Regions from separate parts of the Homo sapiens genome. Here region 2 is linked to region 1. The links are chromatin loops, found by intact Hi-C in ENCODE. Cell type or tissue: B cell. All regions are shown on one strand. Region 1 overlaps DOCK10 (dedicator of cytokinesis 10). Region 2 overlaps DOCK10 (dedicator of cytokinesis 10).

What was found. A loop is a pair of places that touch in the nucleus more often than their neighbours do. Peaks named below come from ENCODE experiments on the same cell type or tissue, not always from the same donor. Only the 100,000 strongest peaks of a DNase experiment are listed, where the experiment ranks them.
Region 2: a loop joins it to region 1, with 2.3 times the contacts of the local background. A loop is called at or near these places in 2 of 110 quality-filtered maps.

The regions. Positions count from the first base shown.
Region 1 is chr2:224,872,360-224,880,359 of GRCh38, reverse strand. DOCK10 (dedicator of cytokinesis 10) reads left to right here. Exons shown (of 56, transcript NM_014689.3): 8 at 4,139-4,322; 9 at 5,609-5,694; 10 at 6,011-6,094; 11 at 6,209-6,364. Among named protein-coding and RNA genes, the nearest start is that of MIR4439, 130 kb to the left of the region's middle. In B cell, no CTCF peak of the experiment used is centred here; DNase peaks (open chromatin) are centred at 3,629 and 4,979; H3K4me3 peaks cover 478 bases; H3K27ac peaks cover 3,545 bases.
Region 2 is chr2:224,802,882-224,810,881 of GRCh38, reverse strand. DOCK10 (dedicator of cytokinesis 10) reads left to right here. Exons shown (of 56, transcript NM_014689.3): 32 at 2,796-2,971; 33 at 3,098-3,214; 34 at 4,645-4,756; 35 at 5,353-5,474; 36 at 5,562-5,676; 37 at 5,758-5,824; 38 at 6,041-6,088; 39 at 6,669-6,770. Among named protein-coding and RNA genes, the nearest start is that of CCDC195, 91 kb to the right of the region's middle. In B cell, no CTCF peak of the experiment used is centred here; no DNase peak of the experiment used is centred here; H3K27ac peaks cover 344 bases.

The DNA.
Region 1 (8,000 bases):
AAAACCACTCAGACATCTTAATCTTTCCCAACATAAGCTTCTCTGGGCTGCAAATGGTTCTATTTCTCTTGAAATAGAAGAAGGTAATTTAGTTCTTGAGACATTTCAAATCGAATATTTATTTTAATTATAAATGTCCCTTTTTGAGAAACAAGATTGTAATACTTTGCTCAAATTTTTAAGAATATTTGTGATTATATTGTTGAAGCCGGCAATCATATTTAATTCATTTGAAGTACTGAATGCAGTTTAGACAATCAAATCAACTCGTTTATATTTTGTAATGTTTCATTTCAAAATTTTGTTAGTGTTCGGCATCTTCATTCGAAAGCAGGTTGCAACTCAATCCACCTTTAATTTGGACCCAATATAAGCATTTTAGGTTGCTTTTTATCTCCCTTTTAACATTATTTGCAGCATCAAATTCATCACTCAAATTCTTTCATTTGTTTGTTTTCAAGATAACACTGAGATTTGCTTGCATTTTTCTATAATCAAATACTTAAAAATGTCCTTGCAAAAGTTGTGCACCAAACTCTGGACATTTACAGTTCTTTTATGAGTGTCTATTTCTTTCTTTTTTAATTTTTTTTTTTATTTTGAGACAGAGACTCGCTCTGTCACCCAGGCTGGGAGTGCAGTGGTGCAATTTCGGCTCACTGCAACCTCTACCTCCTGGGTTCAAGTAACTTTCCTGCCTCAGCCTCCCAAATAGCTGGGAATACAGGCATGCACCACCATGCCCAGCTAATTTTTGTATTTTTAGTAGAGACAGGGTTTCACCATGTTGTCCAGGCTGGTCTTAAACTCCTGGCCTCAAGTGAGCTGCCCGCCTTGGCCTCCTAAAGCGCTGGGATTACAGGAGTGAGACACTACGCCCAGCCCTGAGTGTCTATTTCTATTCCTGTTGTTTTTTTGAAGGAAATTGTGCTGTGATAGAACACCTGTCTTTCCTTTTATACCTGCTCTGCAGCCATCTTGTCTTTGCCCTTAGACTGTCCATCAGTGAAGGTCGCAGGTGATTTTGTAGCCCTTCTTCGTCAGAACATCCCAGAGCTGTGTGTGAGGACACGTGGAGGACATCTACCCCAGTCCTCCTGGGGAGAGTGGGGCGTCTAGGAATTTGCCTTCGGAAGGAAGCTGCCTAGATGTTTGCTTTGCACACTGAAGTTTGAGGCCATGGGCTTTCTGAGTACCCTCCACTTTGTTTACACTGCAGTCAAAATGATTTTTTCAAAATGCAACTCTGACCTTTTACTTGTCCACATACTTCTATTCTATGTTCTCATAGAACCCAGTACCTCTTTTTCAAAACATTTGTACAAAATTTAAATATATTTGTTTTCTGATTTCACATTTGTCTGATTAATTGCTTAATGCCTGTCATTCCTATTCTGCAAGAGCAGGGACTGGCTATGTTTTTGTCCAACACAAAGTATGAACACAACAGATATCTCTTTGATAGTCAATTATATCGCTGCACTTAGCACTGAGGATACAAATTTAGGTTCTGCCCTTCTAAGACTTGTGGACTATAAAGAGCCAGGCCTGGGACTGCCATTATAAGGCAAAGAAATAAATAATACTTGATGGTAATACAAAAGTATGGACAGGAGCAAAGGGCTCATCCTTGGAAGTCTAGAAAGTGATGTTTGAGCTGTGAATTTCCACATGAGAACCATAGTTAGCATTTTAGCCAATTCTTTCTCCTTTGGTTCCTGAACTTTACTTTTTCTCAAGACTATGTGTTGCCCCACTATGTGTTCTTGAGCACTGAGAGAAACCACAACTCCCAGGCCACAGATGCCCCTTTGTTGTGCCGGGGCAATGTCAAGTAAGGAGACCAGCATCAGCTGAGCATCTTCTGTGTCCCTGGCTCTGTGCAATGCATAAGGCAGCTCAGTGGGTGGGATTAGGAGCACAGTTGTTAGAGTATATAGGGCTTATTTTCCCTTCTCTACCATTTGCTATCAATATAATCCCAAACACATTTTAATTAATCTCCCCAAAACTCAGTTTCACTACATGTGAAATGGAATAATGTGATTGGTCCCACAGGGTTGTTATGACATTTAAATTAAATAATGACCATAAAGTACAGAGCCAGTATTTAGTAATTGTTGTGTTTGCACTAGTAATCTTGTTGTTGTGATTGTTGAAAGAAACAGCTATCTGGGGACAGTCTGTGAGAGTATCCCAAAGAAAGAGAACATTGCCGGAGGGGTATTAGAAATTTTTGCTTGTCACCAAGAAATAGCAATCCTGTTCCCCAAAAGAATTTTATACCTTGTTATTTAGCCACAATCCCACACTATTGATCTCATTTTATGGCTCTTCTCTTATTTGTATTCTACTTAATAGAGTTGTCCTAAGTGTTAGGGTTTGCTCTATTACAATTATGAGTAAGCTACAGGTTTTAGAACATATTGATAAAAGCTGGACACCGGTATAGGAATTGCCTGGAGTAAATCAAAGATGAAGTATCTTCAGTAATCTTTCCAACAACCACCCCCTTAAATAACACTAGTTTGTGTCACTAGGGGAAAGTTTCCACTTTGAATGTATGTTCCAATCTCATACCAGGAATATATAAAATTGTAACAATTTGTTCTTGGGTTCCCCCGCTTTAAATGTCCTTCCCTGAACTTTCAATAGCCCATTTCTCCTTTCTACAGATTTCAAATCAGAGATCTTCTTTGGGGAAAGGCCTGCTTCTGACCACCCAATCTAAAGTACCTACTCATCACACTGGCTTATTTTAGTTCTCTGCACAATGGAGAACCTTTGTTTTTCAATTGTTTGTTCATTCCTTCAATTATTCATCCATTCACCTCTTCTCTACTAGAATGTCAACTTGGAATAGGAACCTATTCCAATAGAATAGGAACCTATTCCAATAGAATAGGAACCTATTCCAATAGAATAGGAACCTATTATGTTCCATTCATAAAATATGACTGGTTTTGAACCCACCACTATTGAATCCTTCAAGTGTCCGTACTATTACATGATATGGTGGTTAGGAAAACTGACCCAGTCCTCATGGAGGTAGCCTTAAGGGAGACATGTATTTGTCAAAACAAACAAAAATGGATAAGCAGATAATTTCAAATCATGGTAAGTGCTCTGGAGGACAAGAACTTTGTCCCTTTGTCCTAGACTGGAAAATTGAGGAAAGTTTCAATTGAGATCTGAAGAGTGGATACAAATCATATAAGTACATGGGGGCACACACCATGCTCACTATGCTTTTGAGCGCATGTGTGGTGGAGGGGGCCAGCCTGTCTCAGGCCTTCCTTGTGGCAGCAATAAGAACATGACAGGAACACATTCGGGAACTAGAAAAAGGCTTTGTGGGTTGGTCACAAAATGCAAAGTAGAGATGTCAAGCTAGAGAAGAATCTGGAGGTTGGTGAAGCCAGAGCCAGGAAAGGAATTGGGATGTCACTGCACATGGATGTCGTTTGAAGCCATTGGAATAGATGAGAAATAAAGGAGAGAAAGGAGTCTGAGGCATAGCCAGGATTCTCACTAGAGGTCATGAGAAGAAGGAACAGCTGGCAGAGGAGATCGAAAAAAGGCAGCCACACTCAGAATAGAGTGTGCTCGTGGCAACTGAAGGAAGGTGAGTTTCAGAAAGGAGGAAGTGGCCATTGTGTTAATTCTGCTGCAAGGACAAGGAAGATACGAAGAAAGAAATAGTCCTTAAGATAGTATGGCAACATAGGGCCTGTTAGTGACCTTGGTAAGAGCTGCCTCTGGGATGCGATAGGGTCAGACGCCCACCTGGAATGAATCACAGAATATAAGGTGAGAAAGTCAAGGCAGAAACTCAAAGAAACTCTTACAAGGAGTTAAGAATATACTCAAGCACATGCCCGTGATGAAATGTTCAAGCTAACGTGTCCATCCAATCAACAAAACCCTAAATAAGATATTTCTTAGTACAAAAAGCTTTGAAAGAAATCAAACAAAATGATCAGACCCATCTAAAATTTTGTCTTGTTCTGGAAAATTTTCTTTATGTTATCTATCTGTATGGAAAGACTTTTGGAACCTCAAGCCCACATAAATGATCTCTCTCTCGAAGGCTTATTTTTTGGTATTCTCTTTTTCTTTCTTTCTTTTTATACCACAGAATAACAGACTAAGAAAATATGCCTTTGAATTGAAAATGAATGATCTGACCTATTTTGTGCTGGCAGCTGAAACAGAGTCAGATATGGATGAATGGATCCACACCCTCAACCGCATTCTGCAAATCAGTCCTGAGGGGCCCCTCCAAGGGAGGAGGAGCACAGAGCTCACTGATCTGGGTCTGGGTGAGAGCATATGAAGCCGTCTTCCTTCCTTTGTCCAGTGTGACCTGTGTTTTTGGTTCACTAAAGCTGCTAGGCATTGTAGTTGCTGTCTGGTCTAGCTCATCCATCCTGGGGCTGTTTGTTCCAAGAATCACTAAATCACTCCTAAATCTTTACTGCACAGTAATGGCCACCACACATAAGTACAATTCAGAGTCAACTGGCAACGATCTGAGGCTTTCCCCCAGCAAATGATGTTGGGAATCATTTGTCACAGCATCCAAAATGTGCTCATGTCCAATGGGACATTACCTTATAGGGGGCATTTTGTGGTATTTTAGCCTTTCATTAAATTTAATTAATGAATCTTATGCTCTGTAAAGGCAAATATGAATTCCTTCCTTTTAGTGAAAAAGCATCTTTCATTTCTGCTTTTTGATCATACTGTGATCATCTTATATGTGAAAGTTTCAAAAATTATACATGGTGATAGAATTTTTATAAAATTAAATTTTTTTTCTCCCCATCCTAATTCCTTCATAAGGGTCTACTTCATTTTATGCAAAGAGAAGGGAACAAGAGAGAGGAAAGAAAAGGTGAAAAGGTTAGAAAAGCAAGTCTGTAGCTACATAGAAGGCAAGTTCAACACCAGCAAAGTCAGTCACTCCTCCCAAAACAAAACTATTTTCAGACATTTTGCATAGCACATGGTACATTAGAAACCAAAGCATCTTTAAGTTCCCCTAGTCTAAGTCTCAGGCTGTAGAGTGAAAGAGCCATGGAGTAATATGGAAAAAAACTATTGCTGATTTTGTTGATTTTAACACAACTACTGTATGCCATAGTAGGTGTTTTACACTTAGGATTTCCTTAATAATAACAACGATAGTATTAATGTTTACAGTGTCTTACAGAGTTTAAGTAGCTGAAGCAAGAAGGTGGATTCTAAATTGATAGCCTGAGAGCCAGAATTACCAAAAATACATACATATTTAAGAAAACTTTAGTATGCATTAATGAAGTAAGTCAAGACAACCCCAAGTATAAATGTAGTGTAAAAATCCAAAGTTCTTGTGGACACAAGATGGTATCATAGCAAGAATCCCAAAATGATCATCAGAGGGTCTGATTTCCAGGCCCAGATCACTCAACAATGTGGAGTTCAGGAGTCAGAACACAATGAAAGCTTAGGCTCACCAACGTCCCTCTTAGCTCTTAAGCCTAACTTAGTTTTGCATGTCACAGGCTAGAAGAATGTGTGACTCGTGAGTAATATTTAATAACCTGACTTGGTATATCTTTTTAAGATTCGCTGGATAATTCTGTAACTTGTGAATGCACGCCAGAGGAAACAGATTCTTCAGAGAACAACCTACACGCAGACTTTGCAAAGGTAATAAAGTTGGCATTGTACTTGCAAAACCAATTTGAATTATTTGTTAGTTATTGCTTTCATGGAAAAGACGTAAATGCTTTCTTTTAAGATTTAGACCAAGAAGCTAATTTGGAACTTCCCGTTAACCTATGTGTTTTCATTAACATACACATAGGGCTCAAAAAGGAAACATACTTTTACAAGATTTGCCAAGTGTTAATGGGTAATACTAAAATGGTGATAATACTAAGGGGCTGCTTCTTGGCCATGTGGATGTGTCAGGGGCTGTATCTGGATATTTAGATACCAAGGACTAACACAATTTTCTCTGTAGTACCTCACAGAAACAGAAGATACTGTAAAAACAACTCGAAACATGGAGAGGCTAAATCTGTTCTCTCTAGATCCAGACATAGATGTAAGTCAAAATTTTTTCTAAGCAGATATGAACTTGATCCATACAGTTGGGGATTATAATTTAGAATTTCTTTTTTATGTTGGATGTTTGGTGACTCATTCAAAACTTTTTTAGACCTTGAAACTTCAAAAAAAAGATCTCTTGGAACCTGAGTCTGTGATCAAACCATTTGAAGAAAAAGCTGCCAAGAGAATCATGATCATCTGTAAAGCCCTCAACTCAAATCTTCAGGGATGTGTTACGGAGAATGAAAATGATCCGATAACGAATGTAAGTTTCTCCTCTGTTACATCCTATACCATTAAGCCAACATTACACCACCCTAGTCAAAAATCTTTTCTATTCCTGCTAATTCCAGGCACTGATTTCTCACTCTCTAGTGTACCAGGGAATATTATTAACAGCCTTTTCCCACATTACACAAGTGTACAAGTTCTAAAGTGGAACACTTTATAATATACTGTATGAATAAAGCCTAATAAAATATTAATATACTATACTTTATCAATATACTGCCATAAAATTTTCCTTTTAACTTAAAGAAAAAGCATTAAAGGACTGTGTTTGGGGATTCTATGAAATCAGCACAGTGGTTTAGAGTTTCCTATGGCATTGTGTGTATCCTCTTAGTAGTACTCAAGATGGCTTTTTTTTTTTTTTTTTTTTTTTTTGAGATGGTCTTGCTCTGTTGCCCAGGCTGGAGTGCAGTTGCGCAGTCTCGGCTCACTGCAGCCTCAGCTCAGTGCAGCCGCAGCTTCCAGGGCTCAAGCGATCCTTCCACCTAAGCCTTCCAAGTAATGGACTACAGGCACGCACCACCATGGCCGCCTAGCTAATTTTTTTGTATTTCTTATACAGATGAGGTTTTGCCATGATGGCCAGACTGGTTTAGAACTCCTAGGCTCAAGCTACCTGCCTGCCTCAACCTCTCAAAGTGCTGGGATTACAGGCATGAGCTACCACACCTGGCCAGAGATGGCTTTTACAGGGACATTTTTATTTTACTATTTCTATGTTTATTTTCATGTGTATTAGAGAAAAATCAAAGCTAACAAACCCTGTGACTTCCCAGCCATTATTGCTGAGGACAAGACTAAACAGTGTATCAAGTAAAGTAATATTAGATGGATGTTAAATAAATACTAGTAGGATGGGACATGTAAATATCAGAAATGACAAAGGAGCTTCACTGATATTTGTGTGAGTTCTCTTGAAAACTTCGTCTTAGTACTTTAGCAGGCAGTCCCACTAGATTGTTAATGTATGTGTGGGAAGGGAACTTTTTATGAGCATAAACGTTATTAAATGTTGAATTATTTTTTAAAATCACTCATAATTCTATATCAATCTTGATTATGTTAATATCCTAATCAATATAAGGCACAGTTAATATTTTGGCATATCTTCTTTCATTCTTTTTTAATGCGTTCTGTTCAAATTTCTAATCCATCATCCCTCAATTGTCATCTTTCACCTCAAAGAGGAAAACTGATTTCCAGATCCTTGATAGGAGTCACATTGGCTTTCGAAGGCAGAAACCCCATTAAGTTTTCACTGTAAACTGGGTCCACACAGTCTCATGCCTTCATCCATTTATGATCCAGGGAAACTAGCCTTGCTAGTTGTGACAGTGAGTGGATGGCAGAAAGAATTAACCCTTTCAGAAGACTTTACTTGATACCTACTGACCTGTGTCTTTAGCACCTCAGTGATTTGCTTTGAGCCTCCTACCCCAGGTGTAGAGCAGGATAAGGTCCATGCTGTGGACCTCTGATTTAATGAGGAGACTCAAATGAGATGTGCCGTTCTGGGATCAGATTGCCTGGCTCTCCAACTCACAAGTTGTGCCACTCTGGGCAACTGGCCTACTGTCAGTCTTCACTCCTTTAAATGGAGATAATAACAA
Region 2 (8,000 bases), 69 kb after region 1:
ATAGACTGGATTAAGAAAATGTGGCACATATACACCATGGAATACAATGCAGCCATAAAAAATGATGAGTTCACGTCCTTTGTAGGGACATGGATGAAACTGGAAACCATCATTCTCAGCAAACTATCGCAAGGACAAAAAACCAAACACTGCATGTTCTCACTCATAGGTGGAAATTGAACAATGAGAACACATGGACACAGGAAGGGGAACATCACACTCTGGGGACTGTTGTGGGGTGGGGGGAGGGGGGAGGGATAGCATTAGGAGATAAACCTAATGCTAAATGACGAGTTAATGGGTGCAGCACACCAACATGGCACATGTATACATATGTAACAAACCTGCACATTGTGCACATGTACCCTAAAACTTAAAGTATAATAATAATAAAATTTAAAAAAAGAAAAAAATAGATTTCAAATATACAATATTGTATTATTAACGATTCTTACTATGCTACGTATTTGACCTCCACAATTTATTCATCTTATAACTGAAAGTTTGTACCCTTTGACTAAAATCCACCTCCCATTTCTCCCATTCCCCAGCCCATGGCAGCCATCTTTCTACTCTGTGCTTCTATGAGGTTAACTTCTTTAATTTTTTTGCAGAAACTTAGAGGGGTACAAGTGTAATTTTGTTACATGCATAGATTGCATAGTGGTGAAGTTAAGGCTTTTAGGATATCCATCATCCAAATAATGTACATCGTACCTATCAAGTATTCTCTTATTGTCCACCAGAGTTTGATTTCTTTAGATTCCACATATTAACTGAGATCATGCAGTATTTGTCCTTCTGTGTTTGGCTTATTTCACTTAGCATAATGACTCTTAGGTTCACCTGTATTGTCACAAATGGTAGGATTTCTTTTTTTTTTTTTTTTTTTGAGGCTGAATAATACTCCATCGTATGTATATACCATTTTTAATCCATTCATCTATAGATGGTCACCTAGGTTTCCATAGCTTAGCTATTGTGAATAATGCTGCAATGTATCTCTTCAACATAATGATCTGAATTCTTTTGGATGTATACCCAGAAGTTGGATTGCTAGATCATATGGTAGCTCTATTTTTACTTTTTTGAGGACCTTCTATACTGTTTCCTATAATGACCGTATTCCACCAACAGTGTACAAGGATTCCCTTTTCTTTACACCAATACTTGTTCTCATTTGACTTTCTGATAATAGCCATCCTAAAAACTATGAGGTAATAGTGCATTGTGGTTTTGATTTGCATTTCCCTGATGATCCGTGATATTGAACACTTTTTCTATATCTTTTGGCCATTTGTATGTCTTCTTTCAAAAAATGTCTATTCAGATCCTTTGCCCATTTTTAAAACTTGGCGGGTTGTTTTTGTTTGTTTGTTTGTTGCTATTATGTTGTATGAGTTCCTTGTAGAGTTTGGATATCAGCCCCCTGTCAGGTATATGGTTTGCAAGCATTTTCTCCCAATCTGTAGTTTGCTTTTTCATTTTGTTGATTGCTTCCTTTGCTGTCCAGAAACTTTTAAATTTGATATAATCCTACTTGTTTATTTTTGCTTTTATTGACTGTGTTTTTGGGGTGATATTCATAAAATCATTGTGAATGCCACTGTCAAAGAGCTTTCTCCCTATGTTTTCTTGTACGTGCAAGTACTACTATTAATGGTTACATTTTAAAAACCCTTTGGACAATTTGAATAAATCCATTATTACTGGAAATTTTTAACATTCTTTTCTCTGTAATTCAGGCTCAAAATTTGGCAGGGCCTTTTCTCTATAATTCAGGCTCAAAATTTGGCAGTGTCTTTTCTCTATAATTCAGGCTCAAAATTTGGCAGTGTCTTTTCCCTATAATTCAGGCTCAAAATTTGGCAGTGCCATTTCTCTCTCCTTGCTCCCTCAAATACTTCAGTCAACTTTTCCTAGTGAGTTACTCTTGTCACTCAGTTTCTGCTACCCCAGCCCAGATATCACGTTGTCACTTGCCCCCTCCCTCCCCCATTGCTACAATGTCCTGTATTGTATCCCTCACCCCACATCTCCCCACAGTCTAATTCATTTACACCCTGCCACACCATATTAATAAGTCAGTAAAGCATGAGCCTTATCAGGGCACTGATCTCAAAGCTATCGGTGTGTTAACATTCCTTACAGAATTAAATACAAATGGAGAGGGACCTAGATGGCAGCTAAGGAAATTGTACTGTTCTCCATCATCTAGCCCCAGCCTCTCAAGCCTAATTCTCTCACCATTCCTCTTTTAGCCACTGTGCTTATTGACTCCCACATACTCGTGCTCCCCTCCATACCTGCTCCCTTCCACACCTGCGCTTTCAGAATTCTGTGCCATCGAAAATCCAATCGCTTCTCCCAGCCTCCTGTCCTTTCTCCATTGCCTCTGTCTGTTCCCACAAAGATCTGCACCTCCAAACTTCAAGTATCCTCAAAGACTCATCTTGATGGATTCCTACTTATAACATATCCTGATTCCTCCAAGCAGAAAATGTGTTTTTCCCCCTCTCAAATCCTGTAATCCTGTAAATATGCTGTTATTATGGAATTCAAAAGTTGATGTTGTGTGTTAGTTTGTACCTGTATTTGTGTTTGTCTACACAGAATAGTCCCCTTACTGAATGCTCCTTGAGGATACAACACACCTCATTTCTGTAGCAAGACTGTATTCCTGAATCCCTCCTAGTGGTGGAAGAAGTTGATGGTAGTTGTTTGGTATATCTGTCTCAATTATAAAGTGATCATTTGATTTTCAATAACATGAGTTATTTTCCTTCCTCACAAAGATATGCCTGAATATTCAGTCACAAATGAATTTTGTCGCAAACACTTCTTAATCGGAATTCTGCTCCGAGAAGTTGGCTTTGCCCTGCAGGAAGACCAAGATGTCAGACACTTAGCTTTAGCTGTCCTAAAAAATCTAATGGCTAAGCATTCATTTGATGATCGATACAGAGAGCCAGTAAGTGATCTTCCTTTCTCCCTTCCCTAAACACCATTTAATGGCTCACTGCATTAAATGCATATGAAACCGACAAGCCTATTGATTTTTACATGAATCATTTCTTTTGGCTACCTTTTCTCCTAGAGAAAGCAGGCCCAGATAGCAAGTTTATACATGCCCCTGTACGGCATGCTCCTGGACAATATGCCAAGGATTTATCTGAAGGACCTGTATCCTTTTACTGTCAATACATCTAATCAGGTACGTTTGCACAATATGTCACATTTCTATGTTAATAAAGAATTTGTCTTTTTTTAATTATTTTTTGCCCTGGATAACCATTTCTTCTCATCTGTGAACATACTAGGCATTGAACAACACTTTCTGCTATGTACTCACATCAATGTGTCATTTGTTCCAGATAGGTCCCTTTAGCCTCCACCTGATCCACCCTTCAGCATTTTGCTTTCATTTCTCTCTGTTCTCTGTATCAGCTTCCAATTCTTTCCAGCTTTTACAGGTTCCTCTGTTGCAATTATGACCCCTTCCTCAGTGGACACCTTCTCCTACCACTTTCTACATTCCCTACATCCCCCCCTGGTGTCAGAATAAATAGCCAAGTGCCTTATTTGTAGTCACAACCCAGGAGTGACTATAATCCTTCCTCCACTGAGGCACCACAGTGACTACGCACAATCCATTAAAGATCCGTTGCCTATGTTCAAATCTCAGATGAAATAACCCACTGCTGAATCCAGTATCTAAGGAAGGTATTACCATCTAGGAGTTAGGAGCTATGCCTATGGATTTTTTTTTTACCTTTTTCAAATCCCAGCAGTATCAGTGACTATCTGGGTGACTGGAAATAAGTTAGCCAACCTCCTTAAGACTCCATTTCCTTCATTATAAAATGGGATAAAATACCTAAATCACAGTGTCTTTATGAGGATTAAATTGTGTACTAGAAAACATTTATTTTAGAGCCTGGCAAGCAATAAATATTTAAAACATAGTTTTAGGCCAGGTATGGTGACTCACATCTCTAATCCCATCAACTTTGGGAGCCCAAGATGGGAGGATCCCTTGAGGCCAAGAGTTCAAGACCAACCTGGGCAACATAGCAAGACCCCACCTGTACAAATAAGAAATTTAAAAAATTAGCTGGGCATGGTGGCACATACCTGTAGTCCCAGCTACTCAGGAGGTTAAGGGCAGGAGGATCGCTTGAGCCAGGAGGTTGAGGCTGCAGTGAACTATAATCATGCCATTGCACTGTAGTCTGGGTAACAGTAAGACGCTGCCTGTTAGATAATGAAATAGAATAATTAAAATAAAATAAAATGTAGTTGCTAATAATAGTAATGTACATAAGATAACTCATGGTAATAATTATATCTATAATGTGATCCATGAATATATCAATAACCAATCCAGCCATGTAGTCTGTATATCTGTATCTAAAAGATTGTTTCTACAACATTGTAAAAAAGTCACATAAATCAAATTATAACTACGAGTATGGTTTTGGCTGTATTTGTTTTCACTGCCTACTTTAGCAGAAAACCTGTAAGGGGATATAAAAGAACAAATTAAATATCACTTAATTGGAAGTGTAACGAAGAAGGCATATGTGGGTTAACAATGTTGAAATGCCATGATTCCCATTAATCTTTACTATACTTTGAATACAGGGGTCTAGAGATGATCTAAGCACCAATGGAGGATTTCAAAGCCAGACAGCTATCAAACATGCAAACTCTGTGGATACATCATTTTCTAAAGATGTTTTAAATTCCATAGCAGGTACTTGAGATCTTCTGAGAACACTTATTTTTAACACTCATCCACCTTTACATTGTATATCATTGTGCTTTTTACTCAGTCCGTAATTTATTATGCATAATCTACGTGGCAAAGTATACTACATTTATACAACCAAAGAGTCTTTTTACATATTTCTTTGAATTCCATCCAGTGACTTCCTCTTCTACTTAGTGTTCAGTATTACTTGGCTTAAGGAGCAGCCTACTTGGATGTTATCAAATTACTTTATTCTGGAAACCGTCTTTAAGTTTTCATTGCAGACAGCCTTTTAAGATATAATGGCTTTTCAACTTCAAGTATTATTTTTAAGAACTGTTTTGGAAATGTCATTTCAGTTTCTCATAAACAGTCAAAAGTTGAAAGCCCCTTCCCAAAAGTATCTTTATGAACTTTTACTAAAGCATTTTTAAAACAAGAGCTGGCTTTAATGCCAATCCCAGACGCTGTTATGTTGGTCTTTGACAACACTGCTGCTACCTCAGTATCAACATCTTTTTGGTTCATCATGTGAACCTTTTGTGTGTGTGTGCCCATACATCTCATTCCCATACGTGTGCTGTGGCTTGTGTTTACAGCATTTTCATCAATAGCTATTTCTACAGTAAACCATGCTGACTCCAGAGCATCTTTAGCAAGTCTTGACTCCAATCCAAGTACCAATGAGAAGAGCAGTGAGAAGACGGACAACTGTGAAAAGGTATGACTTCCCTCTCAAACCTACTGATCATTACAAGGCAGAGGTCACTCACTCTCACTCAATCCTGATTGGTTCTTGAATTCCCAGATCCCAAGACCCTTGTCTTTGATTGGCTCAACTCTTCGATTTGACAAGTTAGATCAAGCAGAAACCAGGAGTCTCCTGATGTGTTTTCTTCACATTATGAAAACGATTTCGTACGGTAAAGAGAATTCTTTAATTTTTTTGAAAAAAGGAAAAAGAAAACCTTCAGATTCTCATACTACCTGGTGTTTCCTTTTAGAGACTCTGATTGCCTACTGGCAGAGAGCTCCCAGCCCAGAGGTGTCCGACTTCTTCAGCATCTTGGAGTAAGTTTTAGAGTTGATGACTTAACACTTTTTTCTGGAAATTTCTAAATAGTCCACTATACCATGTTTCATTTCAAGAACCCATATAGTAAGTTATCAATAATATATGAACTATTTAAAGAAAATTTAATATTTTTCTTTCAATATACTTAGATGAACAGTTTGTATAATAAAAGAATATGAATAATTAAAATGTGGTTTTTTTCTCCTTTCTAGCGTTTGTCTTCAAAATTTCAGATACCTAGGAAAACGCAACATAATAAGGTACTAATTTTAAATTCCAATAGGTTAATCTGGTCTTTTAAAAAGCATATGACATGTATTAATGTGTCAGGTTAGAGTTACAAATATATATTAGAAATCTTAAAATGCAAATAAGGATTGTTAGGTTGACGTCACATTAGACACAGTAAGTTTGAAGATTGCCTCATACGCATTGTAGATCTAGGAATAGTTCATGTTGTCTAGGGAGAAAAGCACAAAAACACAAATTTTTGAAAGAAAACCACATTTCATGTATCTTCAGAATGAATTTATCATTATATAGATATAACTTGGAAGATACCTATTTCAGAAAACATTTCCAGTAAACTAAAAAAAAAAAAAAACAAGTAATCTGGAATAACTTCGTACTGTCATCATTTTCTCATGAGACAACAACGTTTGAAGCACCTTCACTAAATCCCAATTTCTGATTTCCGAAAGAAAACAGGGTTTTATTTTTGATTAATTCACAGCATGTGAAATATTTCATTGTGCAGTAATCGTTTTGTCAGTTGCCATTCATTTTTATATGTAAATTACAAACACTGAGCTATGATTAAAACTTCCATTTTCATTGCAGAAAAATTGCTGCTGCATTTAAATTTGTGCAGTCCACCCAGAACAATGGAACTCTCAAAGGATCCAATCCTTCCTGCCAGACATCAGGTCTCTTGTCACAATGGTAATGTCACATTTGCTTGGTATTTAAAATTATATATAGCTGTGTGTGTGTGTCTGTATATGCACATGTCAGGGGTAGACACACACACACACACACACACACACACACACATATTTCTATTTATATATTCAAACCAAGTGCAGATTTCAAGTAACTATATGTCTACCTAAAGAAACTTCTTAGATACTTTACTGTCTGCCCTACTAGCTGGTAGAGACCAAAGAGATAAGGAGTACACCATATATGTGTGCACTTAGAGCACAATCCCTTGCATAGACTGAACATTAATGAGTATTTTCATTTAATGAAACCTGAGACATAGGCCCAATAAATGCCTCTTTTAATGCTAGCTAATCTTCCAGTGACAAACGGAAATGTGGAATCATGTCTCCCTAGGCTTTTCAGTAATTATAATTTTTTGCAATGTTCTTGAAGCTGAAATTGTTTTTTAAAGGGTCAAAGGCAATGAGGAAGCATGGATAGTCCCATAACCTCACTTTAGATTTCCTAGTCATTAGACTGGTTTGACTAGCAGATAGGACCTGGAGTCATCCTTCACCGGCCTAACCAATGGGAAACATTTGCCCTGAAATTCTACCTCGGAGCTCCTCTGGGTCTTGTAAATGAGAATTCTTTGCTAAAATTATCTCCACTTTGATTTATTCTTCCCAGAGGTATCATCATAATATATATTATGAATATTTTAGAAAGGGTTTTAGAAAGAAATATAAGAGTCGTACATAGCGAATAAATCATAGAATAAATTGTGCCTCCCTCCATGCCCTTTGAAATTGCCCCCTTGTGAGAAAGTAAATGAAAAAAAATGTAATGGACATTTTTTGCAAAAAATAATAGAGGACAGTAAAGAATTAGTTTCCATGTTTAATAATAATAGTGAGCCACCTGAGGTCACTGAAGTTTTGTAGATGTGTGGTGGGTTAGATTTCAGGCTGCTCCTGAGACATCTGGATGGGTCCTGGCCATTTCTGTCCCTCGCCTCCTAGAAACCAGGGCTTTTCCTCCACAAGTTCAGACTGTACTACACTCAAAACCTAGAAATAAGCCAATCCAAATGCCTAAAGCCTAGAGCCAAGGAATCACGCACTCCTTCTAGCTTCAGGAATGACCCAGGCTCCCCTGGCTATTGAAAGCCAAAGTCTCATCTCCTTGGCCTCCACCCATCCAGGTTTTCTGATTTAGCCAGAACCAAAACAGCCTTGAAAAGTGGGA